2 separate regions of the Mus musculus genome follow, and region 2 is linked to region 1. The links are chromatin loops, found by intact Hi-C in ENCODE. Cell type or tissue: heart. All regions are shown on one strand. Each heading gives the region's core, and the rest is flanking DNA. Links, peaks and the distances in the headings are about the cores only. Region 1 has its middle 22 kb from the start of Poc1b. Region 2 has its middle 63 kb from the start of Gm40750.

Region 1 (8,336 bases), core at 70-8,069:
AGGAATCAGCTCCACATGACGAGGGGTTCTGTCTCTTATTGCTCACTCATGGAATCTCAACTGTCTAGATGGTTGTCTAACATATCGTAGGTGTTTAGTGAATACATTTTTGGTTTTTTAAAGATCCATTTATTTATCTGTGTGTGTGTTTGTGTGTGTCTGTGTGCTCCTGCATGCCTGAAGAGCGCATCAGATCCCAGGACAGTTAGCTATGAGCCACCATGTGAGTGCTGGGAATTGAACTCAGGACCTTTGGAAGAGCAGACAGTGCTGTTAATGACCAAGTCATCTCCTCTAGCCATGTGAATAATTGGTTAGTGAATGGATTATTGCTTTTATATCTCACTCTCCCTGCTGTATAGGTAGGTGGTATTTAAGGCAAGTCCTTGTGTTCTAAGCAGTCAGCAAATAGCTCTGGTAGACTGGGTGATTCAGCTGCAAGAATGCAGTACCTTGTGCAGTATGCCATGAAATTTTCTCATCTAGTTTCTGTTTTATGGAAATATTTAAAGAAAGGTCATCATATACAGAGAATACATTTCATTGGGTCATATGGAATACTTATATACAAAATCATACATATCGTAAGCATAAAACTTGTAATTTCACAAAATAAAGCCACTCCTATGACTTCTCAGGGAGAAAACGTGTGAGCGATCATGAGCACGCGAGCACACACACAAATATTAAAGACTTCTTAGGAAAAATCAGTTAGACACAGATCTTAGATATGTCTACTTCTCGACTTCTGGTTTATTTAATAAAGACTGTAAGATATTTATCTTAAATGTGTCAAGATATGCTAAGATAATCTCTCATTGCCTTGTTAGCATCTTTTTTTAAAAAGTTGAAGCTTTTGTGTTCATGAGGATTTTTCTCACAGTGAAAAGGAGGCTCGCTAAGAAATCATTTCACTTTAACTTAAGGGTAAGGAACTGCATGCTCGCTAAGGAATCATTTCACACTAACTTAAGGGTAAGGAACTGCGCATGTGTGGGCGAGCTGTTGCTCCGCCTCTCCTCACCTCTCCCGCTCTATTTTCGGCACTTCTTTGCATAAGCAGATGACTCAGGCTTCTTGCCGCTTCCCAACTTTCCCTCCAATTATGACTCTGATGTCATGGGGAATTTCCCATGACCACTTAATGAGGAAGAAGGGGGCACTGCCGGATTTCAGAAGCTATCTTTCTGGGTTGGTCCTGAAAGTCAGAAGGAACCCTTATCATGAACAAGGGTTATGGTTAGTCACATAGGAGATAATTTGTGGTTTCCTGAGATAGGGACATTTACAGAGCGTGGCTAGTGAGTTGGTCGGTTTATCCAAGGCTTGGAAGATTGCTATCAAGATCATCTAAAAGCAAGGGGATAACCTTCTAAAAGGCTGTTTGAAGCTCCTACTGGTCTCCCAGAGGACATGTATACAGAAGGCTAAAGAAGGTGGCAGCTATGATGGTCTCTTGACTTGCTGTCAGTGAGTCTCTCTCCCAGCTTCCATATTCTGAACGGTTGTAGACTCAAGACTCTGACTCTCTCTCTCTCTCTCTCTCTCTCTCTCTCTCTCTCTCTCTCTCTCTCTCTTAAATTTTATTTATTTAATGTATGAGTGTTCTGCTGCATATATATCTACAGGCCAGAAGAGGTCATCAGATTCCCTTATAGGTGGTTGTGAGCCACCAAGTGGTTTCTGGGAATTGAACTCAGGACCTCTGGAAGAGCAGCCAATGCTCTTAACCACTGAGCCATCTCTTTAGCCCTAGACTCAAGACTCTTAGGCTGAAACTTAATCACCAGCATGGCGGCATTAGAGGTGGAACTCTCGGAATATGATTAGTTCAGGGAGGCATTGCCCTCACAGAATTAGTGGTATGACAACAGAGAGCCTCCCAACACTCAAGGTGACCAGCTGTATTATCTGTGAGCCAGGGAATATAGAATCTCATTAAGCTCAGAATCTCTTGCCTTCTTGAACTGTGAAAAGTATGTTTCTGCACCCATAAGCCATGTAGCTTGTGGCATTTTGTTACAGCAGTCTGAAGCTCCTGCTTCCTGACCTGCTTGAGTTCCAGTCTTGACTTCCTTTGGTGATCAACAGCAATGTGGGAAGTGTAAGCTGAATAAACCCTTTCCTCCCCAACTTGCTTCTTGGTCATGATGTTTTGTGCAGAAATAGAAACCCTGATGAAGACAGCCTGTCTTCTGAAGTGGTCAGATCAACAGCCAATATAGACTCTGGAAACCCAGACATGAGTATGGATGGGAGCAATTCCTCTCACCATTACCCTTAATATTTCACTTGGAGAGCGTTGTTTCCTTCTTGGAACACTCACCTTGTGGTCTGAAGTCCTTGTATAATGTGGAGAGTCTCCACCAGCAAACACGAGGCTGTTCATCCCCTTGATCAAGGGCAAACGATGGTGTGTCTGAGTATGCCAATGTGTTTGCCTTTTCTTAAGGAGAAATGGGAAGTGTTGCTACAAAATAAGAGCAGCACTATTTAAACTCATTATACTGGGAGCCCAATACACACAGTGAACAGGCAACTGCAGAACCAATGGAGATTCCTGGGGATGGAGGGCCAGGGTCAGGAATCCATGACTATTGGATTAGACCTGCCCAGATGTGGGCCTTTGGTGGGTTATTTTATTTTCGCTGTTTCCTTCCCTCTCTTGCTGCCTTATGCCCTGCTAACGACTGATAGTGCAGTTCAGGTTCCAAAAACGAATCTGATTGGCCTCCATCCCCATCAGGGTTGGGAGATGATGAAGCCATTTGCCTTGTATTTAGGACCTGTGTTTCTGGAGCTAAAAGAGGGACCAGAATGGCGGCTGAGGAACGACAGCTTAGCCTGAAATCGTTATTCTTAGCCATGTTCTCTGCATTGTCCTGTCGAGCTCTGTGGCCTGGGACGCTGACCTCCACTAGGGCCGCTGTTGCACTTGCTTTTGCTCATTCTCTGCCAGGAGACCCTGGCACGGGGCCAGAGAGCAGAGGAGAGCAAGGCTGGGTATTCTGATGCCCTCCTCTTCTGTCATCTTTGCCTTGCCATGGGGCAGGCAGTGTTACAGCTAGCATGGCACCCCAGAGGTCAGGACTTAGGCCTAAGCGATACCTCGGCACGTGTCACTTCTGTGCTAACAGTGCCCACAGCTGTGTAAGTTGTCCCTGTGTGGAATGCTCTTCAGCTAGGCACTTTGAGGGCTCCTTTCCAATACTTCATAGGTCAGCAGGTAAAGCTGCCGAGAGGAGGGTAGAGGTCAGTTACTGTGGGAATACGGAGAAGTCTGAACAGGCCAGAATAAAACGCATGTTCACATCCTGAAACCGTCCAAGGCAAAAACAATGATCATTATTGATTGGACTTCTTTTTTTTTTTCCATTATCAGTGAGAAAAATCTTATGACATTGGCTCATGGGCACCAAAGTTAAGGGATTTTCTAGGACGCAGTCGATCAGTGCTAAAACTGGAACAAACTGGAACTGCTACCTTAATCCGTAGCTATTATCAGGACCTTGTAGTCCTGCCCTGCTATTGCAGTGGAGGGACTATTTTAAGTAAAAGAATGCTGGTCTGGCACCAGATTCCTCCCCTATTCATCCACAGTCAATGGCTGATGTCATTTGTCGCAGCATTCTTTAAGTCCATCCTTGCAATCCGAGAGTCTCTTTTAGCATATGGGTCAGGTACCCACTATCAATCCATCCGTTAGAACACCCAGTGAGAGACTCTCTGACACTCTTGAATTAGAACTTTGGTCTCAAAGTCAGAAACTGAATTGGACCAAGTGAACCTTCCAGAACCTCTCTTGCTCCTACAGCCTTGGCCATTGCTGACATATTTGTGGCTAGCCTTCCGGGTTCCCTTGGGCTTGAATAAGCCCCAGATTTGCGTGCTCTGTCTCCTGCTGTAAGAGTGCCAAAGACTGGCCATGTGTCAGAAGAAATACAGCACACACCCCTGCAACATGAACAATCTGCCGGGTACTCTTCTCTTGGCTCTTTGTACATTTTTTGTTCTTGTTAGATGTATTTTCTATTTTCTACAGACACAGCCCTGACTTTATTAAGCCCTTGAAGACAGGGAAATCTTTGGCCCGAATGACTAACCCAGTAGCATGGGAGCGAGATAGTACAGGGCACAACCGTATGCGCGCGCGCGGTTTGAATGCAGGCTCGCTTCATCTCTGTAATGTAATTATTTTCTACCTGCTTCAATGACTTAGCGGAAATCAGGAACTTAGCAAACAGCAGATACTTAGTTCTGGCTTTGTTTGCTGCACATCAGTCCCGGTGTGGTGAATATAAGTGCGAAGGGGGAAGATCTCTATCCCAGACCCCAATCCCTTTATTCTTTTCCGCCAGACTCCATTGCCTAGGCAAAAGCTCCTTCCTTGCGCCCATGGCAATCTAGGTTCGCCTCCTGAAGGAGTGAAGTCCGGGAGCGCCCTCTAGAGGACAGCGGGGCTCAAAACCTCTGCTACATTACCGCTCACAAGATCTGTGCTGTGGTTTTATTTGTCCCTCCAAAGGTTGGTCCCTCCTCTTGTGTTCTGTTTGTCCTTCGAGATCTATTTCCATTTCTTTCTGCTTTGTTCTGGACCCCAGGCTGATGACCTTCCTTTGCCACCACCACTTAGCTTGATTTTAACCAGTAAAAGTCACCCGAGATGCATCGTTGAGATACTGTTTCTCTCAACTCCTCCAAGCCGGGCTGTTAGGGGTAGGTGGGCAGTGCTCCTCTACCCAACCCCACAGCTGCTCCCATGCAAACCCGCATGTTCTACCATGCCCAGCTCCTTGGTGTCAGCTCCCTGGACACAGAAATGACTTCCTGATGAGGCTAGCTAGCCTCGCGGTGGAAGTTCTGTCTTCAGCCTTGTGTCCCTTAGTCCTGGCTGTGCCCTTCTTTGTAAATAGCCCATGGGTCATGCTCTTCCCACTAGCCAGTCTGAGTATGCTTTATTTTCTGGTTCCTGTTGGGTTCTACTGATACTGTATGCAAAATCTTTGACCTAAGTCTTTTCTCTCTCCTACCTCCCCAATACCCTGTGAGCAATAAACCAATTACTGAAGTTTGCACAATGTAAGCATACTGTGTATATCTTAGGATTCTCTCCAGAATGCCTCCAGCAGGCAGGCCCTACTGTCTCTTGTTCAATTCCTACATAACCTACTTTCCCTCTACCTAGCTCCAATTCACTCTCTATTTAAAGCCTTCCACTAAAATGCTGCTTCTAACCAGGTCTTCCTAAACTTTGGTACACGTTTGTTGTTGTTGTTGTTTTGTTTTGTTTTCCTTATGTGCTTGGCATCTATGCAATTTCTATCCTATGAAGTAGCTGTCATATATTTGTCTGTCTTCACCTTTTCTTTAGTGTCTAGGAAGATCTTGGGTAGTTTAATTACATTCTGTGACTAGATTAATTAATAATGCCTAATTCAACCCACACACATCTCCTGAACCGTGGGGATTTCTTCACACGTGTTCTGCTCAGTGCTTTTGTTATATGATTGTGGGAAGGGATGTTGTCCCCTCCAACGTGAGGGGGCACACCCAGTTGCACCTGTCACTGGCAACCACCTCGTCACTAAGGAGACCGCTAGTGTGGAAAGAAAACTAGAGAGGAGGGAGGGCAGACTACAGAAGATCGTGGAAAGCAGAGTTGTGCCCTTGATCAAACTATGTCCAGCTGTCTTACAAGATGGTCTGTCTGGGATGGGACTTTTGTTTATAACCAAGTAAATATGTAACACTGGTGGTTAATTACTGTGGTGGCTTGAATGAAATTGACCCCCATAGGGTCATGGGAACTGGTACTGAGTCTCAAATACTCAAGCCAGGCTCAGCGTGTCCTTCTTCCTGTGGCCTGCCAATCCACATATAGAGAACTTCCAGCTACCTCTCCATCACCATGTTTGTCTGCATGCTACCCATTCTTCTTGCCATGAATAATAATGGATAATGATAATGGACTAAACCTCTAAACTGTAAGCCAGCCCCACTGAAATATTTTCCTTTATGAGAGTTGTTGTGGTATCTCTTCACAGCAATGGAACCCCTAAGACAATGATGAGACATATGCAACACACAATTACCAAAATGGCTGAGAATGCAGGTCACTTGGCTGCCTATTTGCCTGGAATGTTTGAAGCTCTTGGAAAGTGAAGTCCTACAAAGCTCTTATTCCAGCACTTGGGACATTGAGGTAGGAGAATCATGGGTTCAGGGTCATTCTTAGCTGCTTAAGGTGTTCAAAGCTTGCCTGGGATGCATAAGACCCCATTTGAAGAAAAAGCCAACTCAATTACTGAATTATTTTCTTCCTCTTTTCAAGCTCAGGTAACGGAGCACTAGATGAAATCTTGCCTGGGTAAGGAATAGGACCCAAGCTTCATGTGTGGTTTTGCTGATGGTAAGATATCCTCCAGTTCCCTGTAATCTTCTTTAAAAATGCTTTTGTCTGTAATTAAAATATTCATCTCAGCACACCCTACATGTACACACCCCATGCCACAACTGAAGGTCAGTCTGATGGGTTGGCACAGCTGTCTCCAGTGCCATGTTGACGACGACTTCTTCTTCTTCTTCTTCTTCTTCTTCTTCTTCTTCTTCTTCTTCTTCTTCTTCTTCTTCTTCTTCTTCTTCCTCCTCCTCCTCCTCCTCCTCCTCCTCCTCCTCCTCCTCCTCCTCCTTCTCCTTCTCTCCTCTCCCTCTCCTCCTCCTCCTTCTTTTTAATTTTATGTTCATTGATGTTTGCCCACATGTATGTGTGAAAGCATCAAATCCTTTGGAACTGGAGTCACAAATGTGAGCTGATGTGTAGGTGCTAGGAACTGAACCTGGGTCCTCTGAAAGAGCAGCAGGTGCTTGTAACCACTAGACCATCTCTCTAACCCAGCCCCACCCACAGGTCTGGTTCTTCTAATGTATCAACCATGAAGAAGGTGTTTCTGTAGCTCCAGCTGGAGGCTGGGCTCAACCACAGGTAGGTTTCCCAGGCACCTACAGACTTGAAACAGTTCTGTGTGCAGAAAGCTCAACATGACCTTGTGCTTTGCTGGAGTGTCTTCAAACTCAAATGCCTTCAGATCCCACAAAGTCTGCTCGCTTTTGTAGTCATAGTTCTTGAGGTTTCTCAAACCACTTTTCACAAATCAGAGACTATTAAGAGAACTAAGTTTGAAGTGTGTACAAAAGCCTCTTTGTAACACATGCTGTCATCTATAACCTTCTACTTGCCGGTCCTTAACACCCACCTCTCCAAATTGCCACAGGCTTCTGTTTCATAGGTTTGACTATCTTATATCCACTGGCAATGGCACACAATAAAACAAGCATACACATTAAAAACAATTCATCTTTATGCGTTCTCAGACACCTGTAATCATCTCATCAGATGAAGCTTTCTCCTCTCCCTGGACTCTGGTCACAACAGGGAGCAATCGATTTGTTGCTTCTTGCTTGGAAACCTTGTGTGGTGTGTCATCTCTTTCCCTCAGACCTGCAGAACAGGCCACCTATTGTCTCAGCAGACACCAAGAAAAAAAAAAAAGGCAGGAAGAGTCCCTGGTGTGCAAATGTGCCTTGCAGCTGGTGGCATTCTATACCAAAGCCACAGTCCCTGCACAGATGTCCCTTGGAGAGCTGGAAGCATATTGATGTATTTGACTGATTTCATCAGTCCCTCTGTTGAACTGTGGATGCTGAAAGCCAGGGTCTGAGTCAGGGGGTGGGGAAAATAAATCTGAAGGTACAAGCATGGTTTATGAAGCTTCATAAAGTTCAACTGACTTTAGGAAGCAACTAATTCCTACCCGGTTCCTGTTTCGGCGTGGAAGGACTTCTTCCTAGGAGCTAACATGACCTCTCACTTTGCTTTCTGTCCTGTCTCCCGTGTGATAAGCCGTTGGGGAGTTTGGAAGAAGGAGCCATGTATACTCAACTCAACCAGGTATACCTGTTTCTGTCTTCAGAGAGGAGGTACCTGGTTTGCTCTCCTCGCTGTAGGGTAACTTCTATCTTGCTTGTGGTCAGGGACTGGATTCAGGAGAAAGAGATATTTTTTTAACATTTTTTATTACATATTTTCCTCAATTACATTTCTAATGCTATCCCAAAAGTCCCCCATACCCTCCCCCCAACTTCTCTACTCACCCATTCCCATTTTTTTGGCCCTGGCGTTCCCCTGTACTGGGGCATATACAGTTTGCGTTTCCAATGGGCCTCTCCTTCCAGTGATGGCCGACTCAGAATCTACTAGCAAGCCTGTTTGGTAGTAAGTAAAGCCAAGTTGGTTATTATTATAGAATTACTACCAAAGCAGACCCCATGATGTGTGT
Region 2 (8,336 bases), core at 242-8,241, 340 kb before region 1:
TATGCCCCGCCTGTAACCTTAACTATAAATGTTTCTGTACTGCCTCTTCCAGGAAATGGCAATCAACTCTGAGTTTCAACAAGTTGTTTATAACCAACTTGCAACCCTACCTTTGTTTCAAAAGAATTGTTCTGCCTACCTTACAATGACTACCTGTTGTAAGGACCCTCTTGGAATCATGTCTTATTCCAGGAGGTCATTGTGATGAACTTGCTATGCTTACGTTCTGCTCTTACAGCCCAAGCTGTTTTGCCCACCAAATCCCCTATTTGGAAACTTCCCTACCTTTGAGCTATAAAACCCTTTTGTTCCTCACATCTAATCCTGACCCCTCAAACCTGCCTCAGGGAAGACAGCCTGTACATACAAATAGAAATGTTTGCTTTAATTAACTGCTTGCCTTCATTCATTTGGCCATGAGAATTTGGGTCAGTTGTATTTCTTTTTCCATCTTGGGGATTCGGAACTGGTAAAAGAAAGGCCAAAGGAGCCTAGGGTTCCTCTCAAGGGATCCCTGAATACCAGATCCCCAACTGGCCTAGACAATACAAAAAGTAATTAATTTGCCCAGCTGCACATTATTAAACACTCAGCAGGAAAGTATAACCAAAGACTAGAGATTGGTCACCATCCAGGAGCTTATACTCCCCAGACATTAGATATAAGTCTACATGAGATGGTATTTAGACAAGTCTACCTCAATAATTATTTGAGTCTTTTTTTTTTTTAATGTTGCTCAGATATAGCACTTCAAAGGTTGGCTCACTGCAGCACCAGGCTCCAGCCAAAGGAGACAAATCCACCATTGTTTTAAACTAAAGCTTAACTGATGGTTAAATATCTCTTTTCTCTCCCTATCTAGAAGCCATATGGAAGGGCATACATTGCCTTCCAGCTGATCCAACAGCCACCAAAAGGAACCTTCTGGGCTCTGGAGAACAACCTGAGAGGATGAAGAAGCATGAGGAGCCCAATAGATGGGGGATCTTGCGAGTTCATAAAGAGATTTTAATGACTAATGGACGTTTAAACTCTCTATCTAGGCACAAGCCAAGGACTTGCAATCATGTATCTGATAGTTGGTGTCTTTTAGATAAGACCCTTTGGAGGGAGAGTCTCTTAAACTGCTGCATCTAACACCCCAAATTCAACTATAAGAAGTCAGGCCAATCAGCACCCCAATCTCATAATGACAGTTGGGCTTACGTCTTCGGAAGGAGAAGGAGTGATAAGAACAGGAGGTAAAAAACTGGCTAGGGAGTTTAGGGTAAAGAAAAATATCCACTTTCTTTCTTAACCAAAAGCTGGAAATGTCTCATCGGTCCCAAGGCAGCTTCACCCTTGCCAGAGGCAAAAGATACCAAAAAGCATTGGGCAGCTCTGATCTCTGATCTAGTTCCTAACCGTATTTTGAAGTTACTTCTTTGGGGAGGCAGAATGTTAAGGCAGCAATGAAAACCTGTTTAGAGAAATTTCTGGTGCTCAAGAGAAGATAAGCCCCTGGGTGCTGGCCTAATATTACAACGGGGCCAGGTCAATCTCCTGGTCAAAGGACCATGCCTAAAAGGTTGGCTCACCTTAAATCATGCAGATGAAATAGCCAGGCTCATTAATTCTTTGTCCTAAATCAACTACCACAGGTATTCCTTCCCTCTTGAACCTGCTTACTAGAAGAGGGGACAGAAAAAGAGAGCCCAGAACTTAGTGAGTTTAAAGAAAAGAATGTTTAAAAACAAGAAGGATTTATAAGAAATATTTAATATATTTCTGTGTTTTCTATTAAATACTATAAAACTTGCATTCCTGATAAGGAATTCAAATCTTTGTATCTTCCCATAAGTACCTTGAAAGACTTTTATACAAATATTTTAATCTCCCACACATGCAAAACCTTAGTTTACAGAAAAAGACCCCCTGCAACTTTCCAGGAACAACGATCCCTGCCCCCTTCCTCCTTCATTTCCGGTGTGACTGTTGACTAAGGGTTGGACCCCAGCCAATGGGAAGGACACAGTCACTATCTGGGTTAGAACAAAAGCCAAGTGTATTATTTGCCTTTCTCCGTGTGTTCGATCTTCCAAGCACACACTCTTGATTAAGAGTAAAGCTTGCCCTATCTACACACACACACACACACACACACACACACACACACAAATAGCTGTTCACCCCTTTTGTAACAAGTGTCAAGATCGGGAGTTCACATGAAGGAGGAGTGTTTGTTTATGAGAGTGTTTGTTTGCCGGACAGGATTTCACCTTGTAGCCTAAAATGGCTACTCACTCCTCCTGCCCCAGCTTCAAACCTGTTGAGATAACAGGCATTTGCCACCACATTTAGCTTGCAATGAGGGCTTTCATTAAAACAACACAATTTACTGGTGATAGATTTCCCTTGGTGAAATGAGCCAATTTAAGCCAGATTAGATTATATTAAAGGCAGGTTTACTGGAAAGCTGTTCTTCGATGGCCCCAAGGATTGAGGCCAGGAAAGTCACCATGAGGAGATGGCAGTGAGAGAAAGAATGGGAGAGTGCGCAGAGAGAGAATGGAGGGGGAGGAGGGAGAGGAGGAGGAAGGGAGTGGGAGAGAGAGAGAGAGAGAGAGAGAGAGAGAGAGAGAGAGAGAGAGAGAGAGAGAGAGAGAGAGAGAGGAGAGAGAGACCTCTGGGGAAAGGGCAGCCCAGCCCCAAGGCTGGAACGTTCAAGGTTGGGGGCGCAGGGAATGCCAGGAAGGGACTGAGGGATGCTGGAAGAACCTGGAAGCCAGGTCTGTTTTGATATATAAAATGTTCTCCGGCTCCAAAACTAAACAATTGGCATTATAGATGGTTTCCCTCTAAAGGATGGTATGAGGAGTTCCTAGCTGAAGATTACAAACCCAGGCGGTAGAGAAATGGATACTTCTTTGAAGTATTTAAACTGAGTTTTTAAGAGGGACTCGGGTCTCACCCAGGAAACAGGTATAGAGAAAAAAAAAAAAAAGAGGGGCTAAATGTTCAATCTGTCAACACCAGAACATCTGTGAACAACTTCAGACCAGAAATTGAGCCACTGGTATTTGATCACTGGCCTGAAGAAACCCCTTTGTCTGTGAGGGGCTATAAGCATATACCATGCACCTCCTAGCGTTCTTGAAAGCATTTCGTGAAGTCAGCGTGTTGCTTCCTAAGACAGACAGAAGATGGAGGACCGATACAATTCAAGGTTTCCGAAAGATTCTCATTAAGTGCTTGGCCTTGTACTCCGTTCTGTATGCCAAGATGGACGATGCTGACTGCCACCGGGGTTAAAGCCTCGACTTTATCTCCCGACCTTGACTCTGTCCTGACTCCGGCTACTTCCGTGTCAAGCTGTCCACCACAGTCAAAGCCCCCCAGGAGCTGGCATCCGACCGAGGCTGTTGGCAAGTGCATTTTCGACTGGCTGTTGAAGCTGGTGAGCCACAGAGTCATCTCGGGAGGAGAGTGAGGTGGCATTCGCAAACGCACAAATGAGTAATGTGAGCCTGCCGAGCCTTCTGCTCCTAAAAAACAGATTTCTGTGACAGAATTAGATAAAGACCTATTTCAAACTTGCATAACTCAGCATTATGCTATGCAAATCTTCATGCTTTTAATTTCCTGCTAAATTTCATGGTCCAAAAAAATCAACAGATGCTGAAGAAAATTATATTTATGTAAAAGAGCTTCTAATTCAATATGAAAATAATAAAAGAGTGAAGCTTTCTCGTGCAACTCAAAAAGAAGAATCTGGGCAGAATGTTGAAGTCCAAGAGCTTCCCCTAGGGTGTCCTGGCATAATACAGTGACCAGATGAAACCAATACAACCCTGTCTCACACACACACACACACACACACACACACACACACACACGTGTCCTCTCTCTCTCTCTCTCTCTCTCTTCTTCTTCTTCTTCTTCTTCTTCTTCTTCTTCTTCTTCTTCTTCTTCTTCTTCTTTTTCTTCTTCTTCTTCTTCTTCTTCCTGACACTTCTTCACAACTTTTTAATAGCATATTTTTCAAGTTATCTGAGTATTCTGGGGCCTTTTGAGGATATAGCTCCTAGTCTCTACTCATTCCAAAAATTAAGGAAAACAAAAAACAAACAAACAAACAAAAAACCAAACAAACAAAAAACCACACACGTGGGTGTGTGAGTGTATGGATTTGTATTTCAGAAACACGGGTAACTCTTTGTTAGCCAGACATCTTACACATTTGTGTCGTCAGGCTTAATGGTTCTGAATTTTAAAATGTGACCTTCTACCCCAAAATTTAGTAGCTTATAATAGCCACAATTATTCCTTTGCTACTAATGATATCAAACATTGATTGGCCTCAGCTAAGCAGTACTTAGCTCCGTGTCCCTGACTTGAATGTGTATTCTCCCAGTGGCCAGGCTGGAGTAAACTCCAAAGTGGTGCATGCTCACTTGGCGGAAGCTTACCCAGGGCTGGCTGACTGAAGCACCCAAGTCCTCCTTTATGTGGTCTTTCCATATCATTCCGGTTTCTCACAGGATTTATTATCTTGTGGCCCTATCACAGCAGCCTCAGTGTAATAATAAATTTGCAGGTGTCATTACACGGCATTACTTCTCCTGCCTGAACATTTTACAGAACAAACTCTGGTTCCACAGCACAGCAAGGTTGCCTCTTCTCCATAAGTCTTCACCCTACCCAAATCTTTCACACTACCCGAATCTTTCCTATCGGTAGAGGAAGCACAACTGAAGGTTTTATTGTTAGGGAAGTAATCTCACTGCTGTTTATAAAGTGCCTTCTCTCAGTTGACGCGGTCTCAATGGTAACCAGAGAAACTGACTCATGACTTCCGGCTTCTCCTCAAGGCAGGAACTGAGTGAGACATTTTTTCAAATTACTCAAGTCAGATCGGATTTCAAGGAGGCCTGTCACTCCTTGGGGTCATTTAAAAGGTGAGGGGCCATTATAGGCTTGAAAATTCCTGTGGTTTATAACCCTGTTTGGGATTTACCTTGAACTCTATAAATGTGAAAAATAACCCAAATAGGTTTCCAAGCAGACCACTTAGGTATAATTGTTAGGTACGTGGGAACTCTACTCACTGCTTTTGTCTAGGAAGTACTCCTTAAAAAGTTGATCCAAAAAAAAAAAAAAAAAATCACCATTCGTTCGTTTCACACTTCAGCTCTTTTAACTTTCAAACCCAGGACCAGAGTTGCAGGTGCCTTATTAACATATCAAAGAGAATCTGGCAAGGTTCCCCCAGCATCCCTCAGTCCCTACCAGTTACAGAGGATGGCCCGCTTACCCAGGCAGCCATGCTGACCTCTCCAGCCCAGTGGCTGGGCTGTCCTTCCCTCCCAGAGGCTCTTCCCTATATAATCCAGACATTTCAGTTTCTTGCCCCTTTTTGTACCTTTGGCCTCTGGGCTGCAGCATCCGGTTGCTCCGTGTCTCTCTTCCCCTCTTCCTCACCCTACAAGGTTCAGGATACCGACCACTCTGGGCTCTCCTGGTGTATTTCTGTCTCTGGCTATTCCTCTCTTTTATCCACAGTAAATATTGTCCTCCACCATACCTAGGAACAATCATGTCTTTTCCTTTCCCCCCTTTCCCCCCTTTCCCCCCCCCCCCACACCCCCCTTTAACTAGTGCGGAATAAAGCCGCAAAGTCCTAACCGTGTAAGCTGTAGTTTAACAGGGGTTGAGGGGAAAACCTGCAACAGGACACTGGCTTAGCATGTGTGAGGTCCTACATTAGGTCCCTAGCACTGCAAAACTAATAAATAGACAAAGTGATTTTTAAAAAGCAATGAAAGATTCCATTTCCATTGTAGAAGTTGGGCTTTGCTTTCTCCACACACTAAACTGGGCTGGAGGAAGCAGAAACTTGCATGTGGTCAGGTTGCAAGCCTACCCTGTTCTTTACCAAGGGCTCTGGAAGAATGTAGACAGATAAATGCTGTTCCTTTCTTGTTACAGAGATTAAAAAACCAAAGTCTTCTCTCAGATGCCTCCTCTTGATCTTACCCTTCTCCCCTCAGTAAAGGCAGGACGTGAGATGACTCAGTGACACTTCCTGTCAGTTCTGACAACCCAAGTTCTAAGAAGTGAGTCCTTAGACACACACACACACAAACACAATCATACACACACCTCAACCGATCAGTCAATCAATCAACACATCAATTTGATCAAAAAGACCTTTTTTTTTTAATGTCTAGAAGCAACCAGATGTGGAAGCACACACCTACAATCGCCACAGAAGAAAGGGAATGCCCTAAATTCCAGTCCAAAGAGAAAAAAGAAAAAAAAAATCAGGAAACAAAATGAACACATACTACACGCCACACACTGTACTAGAAGGCTTTGCTTGCTGGGTTTTGTTGCTGTCATTCTTCTTGTTTCTAGATTCGTTTCTGTCCTTTCTGCTCTGCTTTTTTTTTTTTTTTCCTCTTAAACCCATACCTCTTCATTTAGTCATTACTAGACACAGTTTAGATGCCACAGGCATGTCTTTAAGTTCTTGTTTCCTTTCATGAGGTAAGTTGTGAGGCTAGTGATCGATTATAGCGTCACCAATGTTTTGCCTCTGAAAAGAATCTCACATATTACTTGTTAGGGCTGCTGTCCTTGGTTCTCAAGTACAGTAGCTAGGTGTCCTTGCCAGACACAGAACACATATTATATTTCGGCTCCTAACAGCTTGGTGTGATATTGAATTTGCAAAAGATGGTAATGAAACGCTGAATAATTGTACTTGAACCTGTGTTAGACATCTCGTCACCAAATATCCACACAAAATGCCATTTGACCATGATCTGGAGATGCTGCTGACTGCAAGCATTTTACAAGCTAATTTTGGATGAATGTACTACTTTAGCAAATTTTCAGTTTCCAAAAATAGGAATCCTACCCAGAACAAAATGGCAATTTCCCCCAATGACATGAACGACGAGACTCATTTTGTTGAACTTATTTCAATAAACTGCATGTAATCACACGGCTTTGCATTCTGCTTTCCCCTTCTTATGCCCCCCATTTCCAACTCTGCCCTCACCCCCAATTTCCAAATTGTTTTTGGCATTTTTTACATGTTCCCTTTTTTTTATAATGATTGTTAATTTAGTCTTTTCCTCTCTTGCAGGAAAGTTGAGAAAGACTTTCGGATTAGAGTAAATCATCACTAGCTACCAAACGGCATTTCAATGGTGCTGTGACATATCTGGCCTTTAGACAATGCAATCACTCTAAAGAAATCTCCTTATCCAGAAGTCATAGTGAAAAGTGTTCAGAAAAAAAAAATCCGTTGCTGATTTTAAGGCTATAAATAAACCAAGACTGCACGTGACACACCAAGCATGGAGGTATATGCCAATCCCTGGACGGAAAAAAGTGAGGCAGGAGGATTTTAATATGGAGGCCAGTCTGAAACTTTATCTAAAAAAATAAAAATAAAAAATCTTAGAAATCATGGTTATTGGAAAAATCTATGACCACTAATTTGCTAAACCAGTACAATTCCCTTACTTTTATGCCTAAAAATATTCATCCCTTCAGATTAAATTGTGTATTCTTAGGCAATATACATTCTATTTGGTCAATTCACTATACATTGTATAAAATAAAGCCAGGTTTCTATAGGGGTTTTATATAAATCTGGTATACAAATATTTTCTAAACAAAAATGAACTTTTGTGTATGTGTGTACATATACTGTAAAGGCTTTTCATAGAAGGCTCATTTCAAATAAGAGGCTATTGCTTCAATTATTACTATAATAATAATAGTAAAAAGTAATTTAAATTTTTGTATTATTATCTTTGTATTTATTTTATATATTATATAATATTATTTTATATATACTTATGCTTATTGGCCATTGAATCTGTGGTTCATTGTCAATTCAAATTTTCCTTCTTCCCAGAATCCATGTCTCATATGATACTGACTCTGGTACAAGCATGAACAGCTGGTGTTCGGAATCATAAGATGTACCATTCCATTTGAGTGACATATGTTGAATCTAGTCAGTTAATAAAAATCCATGGGAAAACAGCAAATTTACAGTGGTATCTTAACTTGCAGATAACAATACAAGGGTTCATATAGTAAACTCAAAATAAATCCTTCCAGCCCTTTAGCTTGGACCTTATTTTTTGGAGTTCACACACAGCATGAAAATATCATCTAGTAGCTAATAGAATTTTTAAAGATGTCTCCAAAATGACCACGACTTTCTCAGAGGGACCTCATAAAAATCATCATCTTGGATGCTACAAGTTGGCCAACCAAGCACATTGAGCTGACTCTTGCTAAAGAATGCCTGCATCATCCACAGTCTATTTCTA

The links. Hi-C counts contacts between places; a loop is a spot of excess contacts. Peaks named below come from ENCODE experiments on the same cell type or tissue, not always from the same donor. Only the 100,000 strongest peaks of a DNase experiment are listed, where the experiment ranks them.
Region 2: a loop joins it to region 1, with 2.2 times the contacts of the local background. A loop is called at or near these places in 2 of 42 quality-filtered maps.

What each region holds. Positions count from the first base shown.
Region 1 is chr10:99,080,665-99,089,000 of GRCm38, forward strand. It overlaps the pseudogene Gm51755. Among named protein-coding and RNA genes, the nearest start is that of Poc1b, 22 kb to the right of the region's middle. In heart, for the core only: a CTCF peak has its summit at 4,448 (motif pointing left); a DNase peak (open chromatin) is centred at 4,437.
Region 2 is chr10:98,739,579-98,747,914 of GRCm38, forward strand. No RefSeq gene overlaps it. Among named protein-coding and RNA genes, the nearest start is that of Gm40750, 63 kb to the right of the region's middle. In heart, for the core only: no CTCF peak of the experiment used is centred there; a DNase peak (open chromatin) is centred at 4,823.